Regions from separate parts of the Mus musculus genome. Here region 2 is linked to region 1. A link is a contact called in ENCODE Hi-C data. All regions are on one chromosome and are shown on one strand. The core of a region is the stretch at or near the end of the contact, and the rest is flanking DNA. Distances in the headings are between cores, read along the strand shown.

Region 1 (5,848 bases), core at 1,407-3,906:
TCTTGTTCTCAGGTCCTCCTCAATTTCCTTCCTCTTTCCTCCATTCTGTTTCCCTCCCTCCTCTCCTGGACTCTCCAGGTTGGACTCATTCCTATTCGTGCCACCCCTTCTGTGAACTCATCTTCTGGCTTCCACAGGTGAGGGAAAATGCTAAGCTTTGTGTTTCTTCATACACTTGAACAAGAGGCTACATCTTCAGGGTTGACTGCTAGTTTCAGCTGTTCTTTAATCAAAATTGACCCCAAAACTTACATACATGCATGTCTGACTTGGAAGTGGCTTTTTTTTTCTTTTCTCATGCAGTATTAATGTAATCAAAGATTCAGTCAAACAATAAGCACAGAATAACTAGTGTGTGAACACAACTTTTCAACTCTAGGTAGATACTTATGGATCCTTCCAAATTCTCAAAGCCATAGTAGCAGGACCGCTACTTCCTTTACTACAGGATAAATTACCTGGATAATTGCTTTCTCTAACAGCTAATTTGAACAAAGTTCAAGATGCTTCAGGAAAACAGAAAATTTTAAGGGCATTGTGGTTGCCCATAAAATGATTCTCCTTTTGTATGTGGCCTTTTCTTATGTTTTTAATGACAAACAATGAATACCCCACAATGGGTATAGCCTCTAGGTCCAGCTGTCCTTAACCCAGCCTGAGTTTATGTACCCTACCACCACCACCAATTATAACACCATCTAATGCTTTGATTCAGGTACCCCAGAAGAGACTGTTTCCTGTATAAAATAAGCTACTGAAATTTAATTATAAATTAAAATTAAAGCAAAATTCAGTGTTTCAAAAGTGGTCATGATCGTTTAAGTACGTTTTATTTTATATTGCTCGTCTGAAGCTAGCACCCTTCTCCTTAGCTGCTTTAAGGAAAGTAAGGGCAATTTAAATGCAAAATGTCTTCTTTTTTTTTTCCCAAAGAAGGTGTAAACCTATGAATGCATCATTGCACTTGTGGATGAGCATTTCATAAAAATGGAAAGTGAGTAATGAGATACGTCTCCTTCTCCAATACGATTGCTTATGAAGTTCTGACAGGCACTTTCCTTCATGATTAAGTAGTGCTCAATAGTTTCTCACCAAAAATATTCTAATTTAATTGATAAAAATACTCTGAAAATTATTATTCCAGTATTCCACAAACCCAGATAACTCTCCTTATTTCTTCCAAAATGAAATAAAAGAATTCTCTTGTCCTTTCTTAATCATTATGTCAATTAATAATGGATTTGGAAAAGGACAGTGCCTGCCAAACACCTTGTGAGATGGATTTAACAGTGGATTTTATCATTTGAGGTAAGGTTATTTTTTAAACTGTATGCAGAGTATGGCTACATTGTGACATATGTTGCTATATATGGAGAAGGATGTAAACGTGCCTTACTCCTGTGCATGGTAACTCAGTGTCCACTAGGGAGAGCTGCCTTATAGCACACCACGGAGAACAGCAAAGCCACGTGTGGCAAGTCCCCCACTCCCCAACGAATAGCAACAGTAATGGAAAAACAACTATATTAACAACCTTCCCAAGAAGCTGGAAGTTGAAGAACACCTTTGAAATATCCAGGGTATTTGTGTCATGATATTTATGGTTTTCCAATAATAAAACTACATCATCATGAATTTGGGGCTTGCTACTATTTCTCTGTTTACTGAACAGTTATCTAAGCCATGCTTTTTTTTTGTCTAACTCATCACTTCTTTTTGGTCTAGTACAAATGATAACATTCTTGATTATAAGAAAAAATATATACCAATACACATTATATCAACTGCTGCAAAAGCTGAATTATGAAAAAAAAAACAAAGAGTTATATAAAGACTTGTAAAGGTAAAGTGTTACTTCCAAACATTAAAGATTATTGATTGAATAATGACTGAAAGAGCCAAATAGTTTTAATTGTGGTGCAAGGCCAATAAACTGTTTCACACTCTTAAGAGTATGTATTTCAAAGATTATATCATCTTTATAATCGAATTGGACACTTTTAATTACTGCACTATTAAGGAACAATACATGTATTGGATTTTAGATGACATTGCAGATAATTTTAAATGTGTTTCATTTGAAAAGGAAAATATATAAGAAATCATTGTGACTAAAATTCCCCAGGTAATATACATACGTTGACATAGATTTAATAACTAAGTGCTTAAACATTTATGCTCACTAGTTTTATATAATTCACTCTTCCAGATTATAAACTTTTAAGAAAAATCATTTCTTGTGATTCGAAATGAGTTTTCATAGATTTATATAACCTGCCTCAGTAACACATGCCTGTTGCTTTTTGTATAAAATTAAACCAATTATCCTTTTCTTCCTTCCCTCTGATTTTATTTATTTTCTTTCCATATCATTTAGCTTTAGCCTTTGCCTGACAGTTTTTTTTCTATTTTGCAAGCAAGTTTAAAGAGAAATGTTATTAAATAAAGGCATTCCATAAATATTGTTTAAAAGCTATAAATAGGTTGTCTTTGGTATTTGTCAACATAGAGTTCTTTCAATTAAAATATTTCCTGGCTACCACAGCGTGGAGGCTGCGGAAATTGGCTCCACATCCAGCTGGCTGATTCAGTAAGAAATCAGCTGGCCTCAATTTAGACTTCTTTTCTTTTAAAGCAGTGCCAAATTGAGGATTACTACATTGTGGAGAGGGAGGCGGGCAGCCCCACCCCTGATCGGCCATTCTTCATTCCCTAGAATGGGCTTGCCTTTCCAGCCCCAGCTGTGCATTGAATTAATCTACACGGGGAGCTTGTCCAACTACACTGTTTTCAACGTGCTCCTCAGGTCCTGCACCACTTCTGACAAAAGTAAAATGTGGATCTGACGACTCTAACCCTGGAGATTTCTCTCAGACCTGAAATATAAACATGAACACCCCCAAACGCCCACATACAGACAAATTGCTTCAACTGCAAATTGTGAAAATAGTCAATCAACAGTTTCATCAAAACTTAGGGAAATTGAGTGAGGGCAACAGACCAGAGCGCTTATTAAAGAACTAGTCTATCTTGGGAAATGGGTGTGATTGTACTTCAGAGACTGTCTTTCCAAACAAAGCAGTGCATGAGAATAATTTAGTTGGCAAACAGCCTGAGAAGAGACGCTCTAGCCACTGCCTTCTACAAAATGTTTATCACTCTACTTGAGCTTTCTTTTGTACTTGCTTCATCAAATCACCCAGTAAGACTGAGCACGCTAACATTTTTGTCTACTAGTTGTTATCTGCCTTGAACCTGTGCATCAGCTAAATGAGCTTATGAAGTTATCTTGCTCTTATGGAAAGTCATATATATACATATATATGTACATATGTATATATATGTACATATGTATATATATGTACATATATATGTATATATGTGTGTATATACATATATGTGTATATATACATATATATGTATATATGTGTGTATATACATTTATGTGTATATATATGTATATGTATAAATTTGTTTCTTATTTTATAACTACATACAAGATGTTATGTTCTTTTTTGTTGTAAAATATTGTAAAAGTAAAGAAAGATAAAACATATACAGATACACAGTAAATGGAGCTCTTGATAAGTTATCCTAGGTAACTTCATAGTATCCATGCTAGTGAATTGGATTCGGGTCAAATATCTACAATATCAAAGACACTGTAAGTATTTATACATTAAATGCAGACTGCAATTTGGGCTTTTCGTCTTAATATAATTCACTTCTTAGTAAAAACTCTCTTAATTTTTCCAAATCTAAGGTTAGTATCACAGCTACCTCTAAGTACATTCTAAACCACTAAAAAGTGTTTTATTTTCCAAGTTTCTTTATGATTTCCCTAAGTTTGTAAGACTATCAATGACTATCACATACCATAATACTATCCAAACATCATCCATAAAATATGTGTTTGAATCGGTTGCATAAAGGTAAGTAAGACTGGTGTCTGAAATTGTTGGTTCTGTATTAACCAAATCAGAGCCATGTTAACATTTTTTAAAAGTACAACGTTAGTTACATTGTTGATTTATAGTACACTGTTAGTTTCTACTTTCCATTGTAGAATTTAAGTCAAAGAATTGGCTTGTGAATGTTAAAGGGAACCTAGTATAAGAAGGCATACTTGCTTTTTCTCTCTTCAAAGGTGAATTTTAAAATCTGTGCTAAATTTGTGTGTTGAGAGAGAAACTAAAACAATTGCAAGGAGCAAACAGGAAAATAAATGTATTTCCGGATCAAAAAGCAATTTAGATTCCAATTGCTTTTGTAGAGATGGAATAGTTTCTGTGGCCAGATTAGTAGTAGGAAAAAGTCATTTGGAGCCTTTGCCACAGTTCTTGTGTCAGAATGTTGTTGAATCCCATAGGAAAACAACGGGAAGTGCTTTTCATTTCTGGGCACTGTGCTTGAAAATGTCTAAGAAATGTAGGTGGAAATCAGGGAGACATTGACGGTCATAAAAATTTGACCTTCTCCACGATAGAAAAAGAAACAAATACAGGTTTTCCATTGCACCTGGCGTTTGAACATTAAGGAAGTATGGGGGACAGCCTGTCCCTTCACAATGGGCCTTAAATATTGTTTTCAAGTATTTTTGATATTTATGCTTTTGAGTCACTCAAGTCTAGTATTCTAGCTTAAGAACAGACAAAATCCACCAAAGCAATATTGAATGTCTACTGGTTTTACACCTTCAGAGAAAGGCAAAAGGCAGTGTGGGGACTTTTGGTGAATTGGTCTTGGTTTACCAACCTTCAGCCCCTCCTGCCAGTCAACAGAAAGTATAGGACTCAATAAGCTAATTGGTGAATCTCTGTGCCCGAAGTTGAATCTTCCCCATAAGATAAGATGACTGGTTAATTTAGCACTGGTTTCATCTCTAAAATCTACCTCTTAATTGCAGGACTTGTGTGGGGAGGGATGAGAGGGCTGCCCTGATTTCTGTCCTTTGTAGAACATCTTCCTCCCTTACCTTCTTCTGTAGTCATGGGGTACCGTTAATATTCTTGCTTGCATGTTGTCCAAAAAGAAGTGCTAAAAATATAAAGGTCAAAATGAGAGATTGTATCTAATTTTACATGCATTGGCAAAATTAGACTGGTGATTTTATTAAATCATGGGTAGAATATTGTATTGATTATATTATAAAATGAATGTGTTTATTCTATTTGAATTTGCTGCTCCCCAGGAAGGTAATAATAATGTTGCTGTACCACAAGAGAGAAGACAAGTTCTTATTTTCTGTGATTGTACTTCTGATTGGAACCAATCTACCTGTATTCTCCTTACTTCAAGAAATTAAGAACTGGTAAGTTGTTTGGTTATTTTTATCAGGGGAAAAGACAGCCCTGGGAGTTCCTTTTCACATCTCCTGTAGCCAGGGCTAGCCTCAAACTTCTGATCTCCCTGCCTTTTCCTGTCTGACACTTAGATTCTAGGTGTGTATAACTGCAGCTGATGTACATTAATTTTTCAATTAGGAAATTTATCTATCAAAATTCTCTCCTCACATATGAAATAAAAAATACATATTTATAATTTTCCTAGATTTTTGCATGAACAATACACAAAGAAACAAAACATACAAGTAAATTGATAGGCTCATACCTTTACATGTAAAGTCCAAAGATAGTTTCCATAAATTTTGGATTTAGTTATTTGGCTCTATCTACTGAATCCCAATAATGCTGATGAAACAATAATTCTCTCTTCTAGATGATCATCCTTTCAGTAGGGGGGATGAACAGCAATGCTCCTTTCTGAAAAGAATTCTCTTGGCACCCAACAAGCAGCTGAAAGAATCAGATGCAGATATTTCCACCCAACCAATGGACAGAAGCTGCTG
Region 2 (5,848 bases), core at 1,398-3,897, 580 kb after region 1:
TTAAGCTTATTTTAAAGGTACCAAAGTGTGCGTATGTGCATGTGTGTGTGTGTGTGTGTGTGTGTGTGTGTGTGTGTGTGTATGAATCTTTTCTCCCAGTTCCCAAGTGCCTACTTATGATCTCCAACTTTCTCTACTTTCTTTCTCTCAGAACCTCTGAACTTATCCCTCTGCCAGCAGCTGGATCATTTCTACCCCGAAACTGACAAGTTGCCCCACTCCCGCCCCCTCTCGGTAGATCCTCCCCCAGTGAGCGTTCATTAGCATAAAACTGGTTGGGTCAGGGACTGTCCCAAGGCCACCTCGGCGCACATGCACAAGGAAGACTAGGCGAGAAGTATTCAAGCCCTTAGCATCCTGTGGCAAAAGGACCACCTGCACCTTTCCTGAGCTACTAAACTCAGAAAAGAAAGTGGAAAGAAAAAAGAAAAAGAAAGAGCGAAGACTGGTCAATCCGCACTTTGAAAAGAGGGCGAGCAAGTCCCTTTCTTTTCTTCCCCACCTCTCCAATTCAGCTTCCAAGAGTCTGGGGCACCAGGTCATCTCCTAAAGAACAAAACGTGTTTGTGCCCTCGCATTTGCCCCGGGGCAAACGTACTTCTTTTTTTCTTTTCACGAGCGCGTGCGCGCGCGCGCGTACACACACGCACACACACACACACACACACACACACAGATAGGGAGACACAAACACACACATCCGCGCACACACAAACCCCTCCCCTACACAGGCTTCCCTCTGGGATGTGGGGCTGAACTCTTTGGTTGAACTCTCAGATTACCCCTGCTCCTCTCAGCGCCCGGTACTGTTCCGGTGCTGACTTCTCAGCGCCGCTCTCAGCTGCCAGCCCACCCTCTTTTCTTACTAGAGGAGCCCCCCTATCCCAGAGCGCATCCCTCAGCTTCGGAGCCCTGCAGGATCAGGGTCACGACCTCCCTCCTATCCCAGAGGTGCCCAGAGGCTTCTTGGAGGAACCCAGGTCCCAGGAGTGCACACTCAGGCAGTAGTGTCCGGAACGGGTGCAGGTCACCAGCGCGCCCGGGAAGGGGCTGTGACTCCTGGGAAGGCACCTTCCTCTGGTTCCCCACTCTGCATCCCAAGCTCAGCGGCAGCCTAGCCCGAATGCCCTAGGAAGCATCAGGAACACCCGGCCGGCACGGATCAGGCCGCGAGCAGTGCGAACTTGCCCAGGAGGTCGGGCGAAGGAGACTAGCCCCGGGGACCGACAGGAGAGGGCCGTGCTCGCCAGGGCGCGCAGCTCGCGGACGCGCTGAGCGGGCGGCGCCGGGAAGGGAGCAGGGGAAGGGCGAGGAGGAGGGTGGGAAAGGACCAGGGCGACAGAAGGTTTCCCCTCCGCTCTTTACCTGGCGTTGGTGCAGTCATTGTAGAGGGTCTCGAAGTCCTTCCTGGAGATGAGTTTGCAGCGGTTCACTCCGGGCTGGATGGCCCCCAGTCCCCTCAGGATGCGAACCTGTTCCACATTGCACACCACCGGCGTGATCTCCAACCGCTTCAGCTTGGTGTAGACGGTGTGCAAGCCCCCCACCAAGTGCTTCAGGAACAGGTCGAAAGCCTGGGGCAGGCAGATCAGCTCGCAGCCCTCCACCGTAAAGGAAGCCACTTTGGCCCCTCTCAGATCCACCATTTTGCACTCATTATTCTGGGGGGTGTTTTCCACTGGGGACGGGGTTGAGTACACGGGTTTCCCAGGGAGGGGGCCGCAGCTGCTGCTGCTACTGCTGCTGCTGCTGCTACTGCTGCTGCTGCTGCTACTGCTGCTGCTGCTGCTGCTACTGCTGCTGCTGCCGGTGCTCGCGGTGATGGGGGTGCTGGAGGCGCCGCCGCCGCCAGCGCTAACGCCGCCGCCGCTGCTCCCGGCCGCCAGGCTGGGGTTGCAGTTGCTCCCGCCGCCGCCTCCGTTGCCGCCGCTGCCACCGCCGCCTCCGCTGCCGCCGCCGCCGCCACCAGGAGAGGTGACTGTGGCCGCGGCTGAAGAAGAAGCAGAAGAGGCAATGGGCTCCGGCCGGAACAGAGTTGGCCCAGACGACGCCGGGGGTCCGATGGATGGAGCCGGAGACGAGGTCGCCGAGGAGGTGGAGGTGGTGGTGCCCGAGGAGGAAGCAGAAGTAGAGATCGGGGGTTGAGGGGGGACCAGCTGGGTCGGAGGGATCAAAGCCGCCGGCACTGCCATGGTCACATATAAGGGGAAACAGAAGGAGGAGAAGCGAGGGGGAAAAGTTGCCACACACCCCCCAAAGGGGAAGGGGGAGAAAGGGGGACAAGGATCGAGGTGGGGGGGGGGGCAGAGACAACAAGCACTCTAGGAAGGAACCTTAGTTGGAGAGAGGGAGAGAAGAGGAGAAAAAGGAGGTGAGGTTAAGAAAGAGCGAGCGCAGGAGGGGCGAGCGCGAGAGGCGCTCGAGAGAGAAACGCACAAAAGTGTCCCGCAAGTCGAAATGCGAGTCCTCTCTCGGGGCTGGGATCGCGGGCTGCTCTTGGGGGGGGAGAGGCGGGGGTGGGGCGGGGAGGGTCGGCTGGTGGTGTGTGGGTCCCGCTCTAGCACAAAGTTAAGGATGAAGGTGAAAAGGAGGAGGGTTGAGGGACTTGGGTTCTCCCTGGCAAGTACATTGATCAAAGATTGAGAGGGGAATGACAGAGAGAAAATGAGCTGAAAGTGCAGGCTGCCGGCTGGACGAGTTGTTGTTGTCACACGGTGCGGAGGGGAGGAGCTCCGGATACTTGAAATACCCTTTGAAGCCGCGAAAACCTCACTCACTAGTATTAACCCAAATTATCCAACCAGGAACTCGGAGCACAGACTCCAAGAGCGCGAGACCGAGGAAAGGGGGTGGGTAGAAAACGGGAGTGGGGGGGGAGGGTACGGAGGAAAAGGGTGGGAGGAAAGCCCTAGAAAAGCCGGGGCCCAAGAGTGGTGCTCAGAGAGAGGGAGAGAAAGCTGGTCATCTACTTCTCTCGCGCTGCTACCGTTACATCCCCTGCCACCTCCTCTGTGGCTTTGAAGGAGAAGACTCTTAGCTCCCACCCACCCACCCACCCCAAAAAGGTTCTGAGCAAACGCCTCATGACTGAAAGAGCGGCGGTGCCGCTGCCAGCTCACCTTCAAGGATTTAGGTTCACACACACACACACACACACACACACACACGCGCGCGCGGGGCATTTGTGCAAGCAGTTACAAAAGGAAACATCCCCAGCTCATGACTGTTGGGCAATTATTATTATTATTATTATTATTATTATTATTATTATTATTATTATTATTATTATTATAGGAAAATTCACATGTAAGCAGTGTGGACTATTTTGTGTATCTGACGGGTTTTTTTTCTATATCAAAAATGTTTATATAAAGATAAAGAAGAGTTTTCAAGCTGCGGGAAGAAAGTCACTTAAGAATAATGGGTGCTCCTGATCCTAGTAGACAGGGATACAGTGGATTAAAACAACTTCCCTTTCACCTCCAGAGATTGGTCAGGGATGACTTCTTTATCTAGAAATTTCTAAAGAGATCAGCTGTCCTTGAAGATTAGAAAGTAGAATACAAAAACACACTGATGTTTCTTACCCAAAACTCTAATTAATTCACCTGGTCTTGCACAGTAATCAACTCTCATTTCTCCTTCAGTACCCGAGGAGAGTCGAAAGTGTGTTATTTAAGTCACACAATAATTATTGGGTTCCTTTCATATTTGGAAAGTCCTGCTATGTTTTGGGAACTTCGTTTTTGCTTTCTCAGTGAGAATGTGTTTGTAAAGAATGAAATAGAAACTAAGCCTCCTGGTTGACTTGTAAACACAGAAGGCAGAAGGGAATAGTGGTTTGGGGCTGCATGAGGGGAGTAAGACACTCATTTTCTCCTCCTGTCTTCTCTAACTTGTTGCACAGCGATGTTTTTTCCGGGATGTTTGACCAGCATAGAATTTGAGCATAGGTCCTGTGTGTTTGTTGCTTATATCTCTAGGAATCTGGAGTAGTTAGGCATTGAACCTGTCTACACATGTCTAAAGATTTCATAAGATGTGAGGAGGCAGCATATGACAGATTTAAGAAATAAACTATTATAACAGGCTTGTTGATTTGAGAAATGTTAGGATGTTATTTTTGCCATTTAGGTATTGAAATTATCACTTTTGTCTTTATCTTTTTAAATCCACTGAACTCTGAAGTTTATTGTCTAAGTATATAGGAATCCGTTAAAGTGAAATATGACACTATTGTCTTATTACTCTTTTATGCTAAACTTTGAGGCACAATACTTGCATTGGAAGGCTTTCTTACAGTGTAAGAATTTTTTAAAAATTGAATAAAAGTATATAAACTTCTACAAAGATAGATGAAGCTTTCACAGCTGTTTGCCCCAGTGTGTTATAATGAGGTGAGGTTTAATAATTTTTGAATCATCAAACCTATTCTTAACTAAAAGCATAGATTCAGTATATACCACAAATATCAAAATATATTTTAGAAATATTGCCAATTTTTAAAATGTCAAATTGCTGCATTTGTGAAATACAACACTGTGGAAAGTGCTAAACTCTAAAAGAAAAAAAAACTAATTTATTTGTGAATGCCATTCCTAACTTCAATAAAATCTAGTGTGCTTTTTAAATGGTAAATTATGGAATGTTTCAATTATTGGTACCACAAATAGAAACGGCCAGTTATAAGTGGGCAAAGCCTGACCTTACCATTCTCATTCTTATGTTTCCTTAAACTATCACTCATCCAAAATCTGCCACACTCTGAAGAAGCAACAAACAGGAAGAGAAGCAGTGATGCATAGCTATAATTCCACCCTGCTTCCAGCCAACTTCAAATGTTCTGCAGGGAAACAAGGGCTCCATGCACGGGCTTCACTTAGAAGCAAAGCCCCTGTACCTATATGTGACTCCTCCCCTCCCCCCACCTCAGGTTTCTGAACCTTTTGAAGGAACCACCACTTGTTCCTTCCAAACAATAGGGTTTGTAAAGTCAAAGGTTGCAAAATAAAATGTACCGGAAAGAGAACGCCTGGAAAAGCATACTGCTTTTATCTCTTTCTTTCCTATTCTTGGAGAAATTCTTTCCTGCGATGAAGAAGTCAAACCGTGTTTAACACAGCACATAGATCAACTTAAGAAAGATTTCAAATTCCCCATTGAATCTTTCGCATGGAAAGCTTTTGTCCTGTTTATTGTTTTACAGGTCTTGGTTTTTAAGATGCTCTCCATCCATCTACTCTTTCCTAACCTTCATTCAATTTGAATAAGCAAAACTCAAAGTACTGTAACTGATATTAGAAAATTCTCCCTATGTTTTGTGGAGACGTATTGTGCTGAAATCAATAAGACTGTTTAAAATTCAAAGACCTGCAAATCGTTCTGTTTGTCCTTTGATAGGGCCTATGCTGATTAAAATGCTACCAAGAAAGCTTAATTGCTGCACTAATTAAGAAGTCTTTAATTTCTTTCTTAGGATATCGTTTGAAGCTTAGCTTGTACAGTTCAGGGAAGGTATTTTCTTCCCTCCTTCTGCCCTCTTCTGGCCCCTCCCCTCCCCTCCCCCTCCTCTCCCCATTTGAGGAGCCCGATTAGAATGGGAACTCATAAAAAGAATGGTCTCATCATTTATTACTTAACAAAAATCGGCACAGGATACAGACTTCAGCTCAGTATAAAATGCAGTTTGGAGAAGAGCTGCAAGCTTTGCAGGAGACAGTGAGAAAATACAAAGTAGCTGTTGCAGCTAAAGACCTGGTGATTACCTGAATGGTAGCAGGCACTTTAGTGGGCGATGAGAGCATCCTATTTGGTTAAAAGGCTCAGTGGCAAATGGGGACACATAAAA

What was found. A loop is a pair of places that touch in the nucleus more often than their neighbours do.
Region 2: a loop to region 1 is called in a map of gastrocnemius, with 2.8 times the contacts of the local background. The contact joins the promoter of Dach1 here to the enhancer-like site in region 1. A Hi-C loop is called at or near these places in 4 of 37 maps with a recorded cell type or tissue (gastrocnemius and heart).

What each region holds. Positions count from the first base shown.
Region 1 is chr14:97,585,731-97,591,578 of GRCm38, forward strand. No RefSeq gene overlaps it. Among named protein-coding and RNA genes, the nearest start is that of Gm23276, 250 kb to the left of the region's middle. Within about 2 kb of position 2,657, at least 1 of the 3 ENCODE cell types and tissues checked has a DNase peak (open chromatin) inside an H3K27ac peak, as active enhancers do; it is gastrocnemius, where a contact is called at or near this core.
Region 2 is chr14:98,167,118-98,172,965 of GRCm38, forward strand. Dach1 (dachshund family transcription factor 1) reads right to left here and starts at 2,648. Exons shown (of 12, transcript NM_007826.3): 1 at 1,366-2,648. The coding sequence starts at 2,192. It overlaps Gm33583 (a long non-coding RNA gene), which reads left to right and starts at 2,787. Exons shown (of 2, transcript XR_003951195.1): 1 at 2,787-2,849.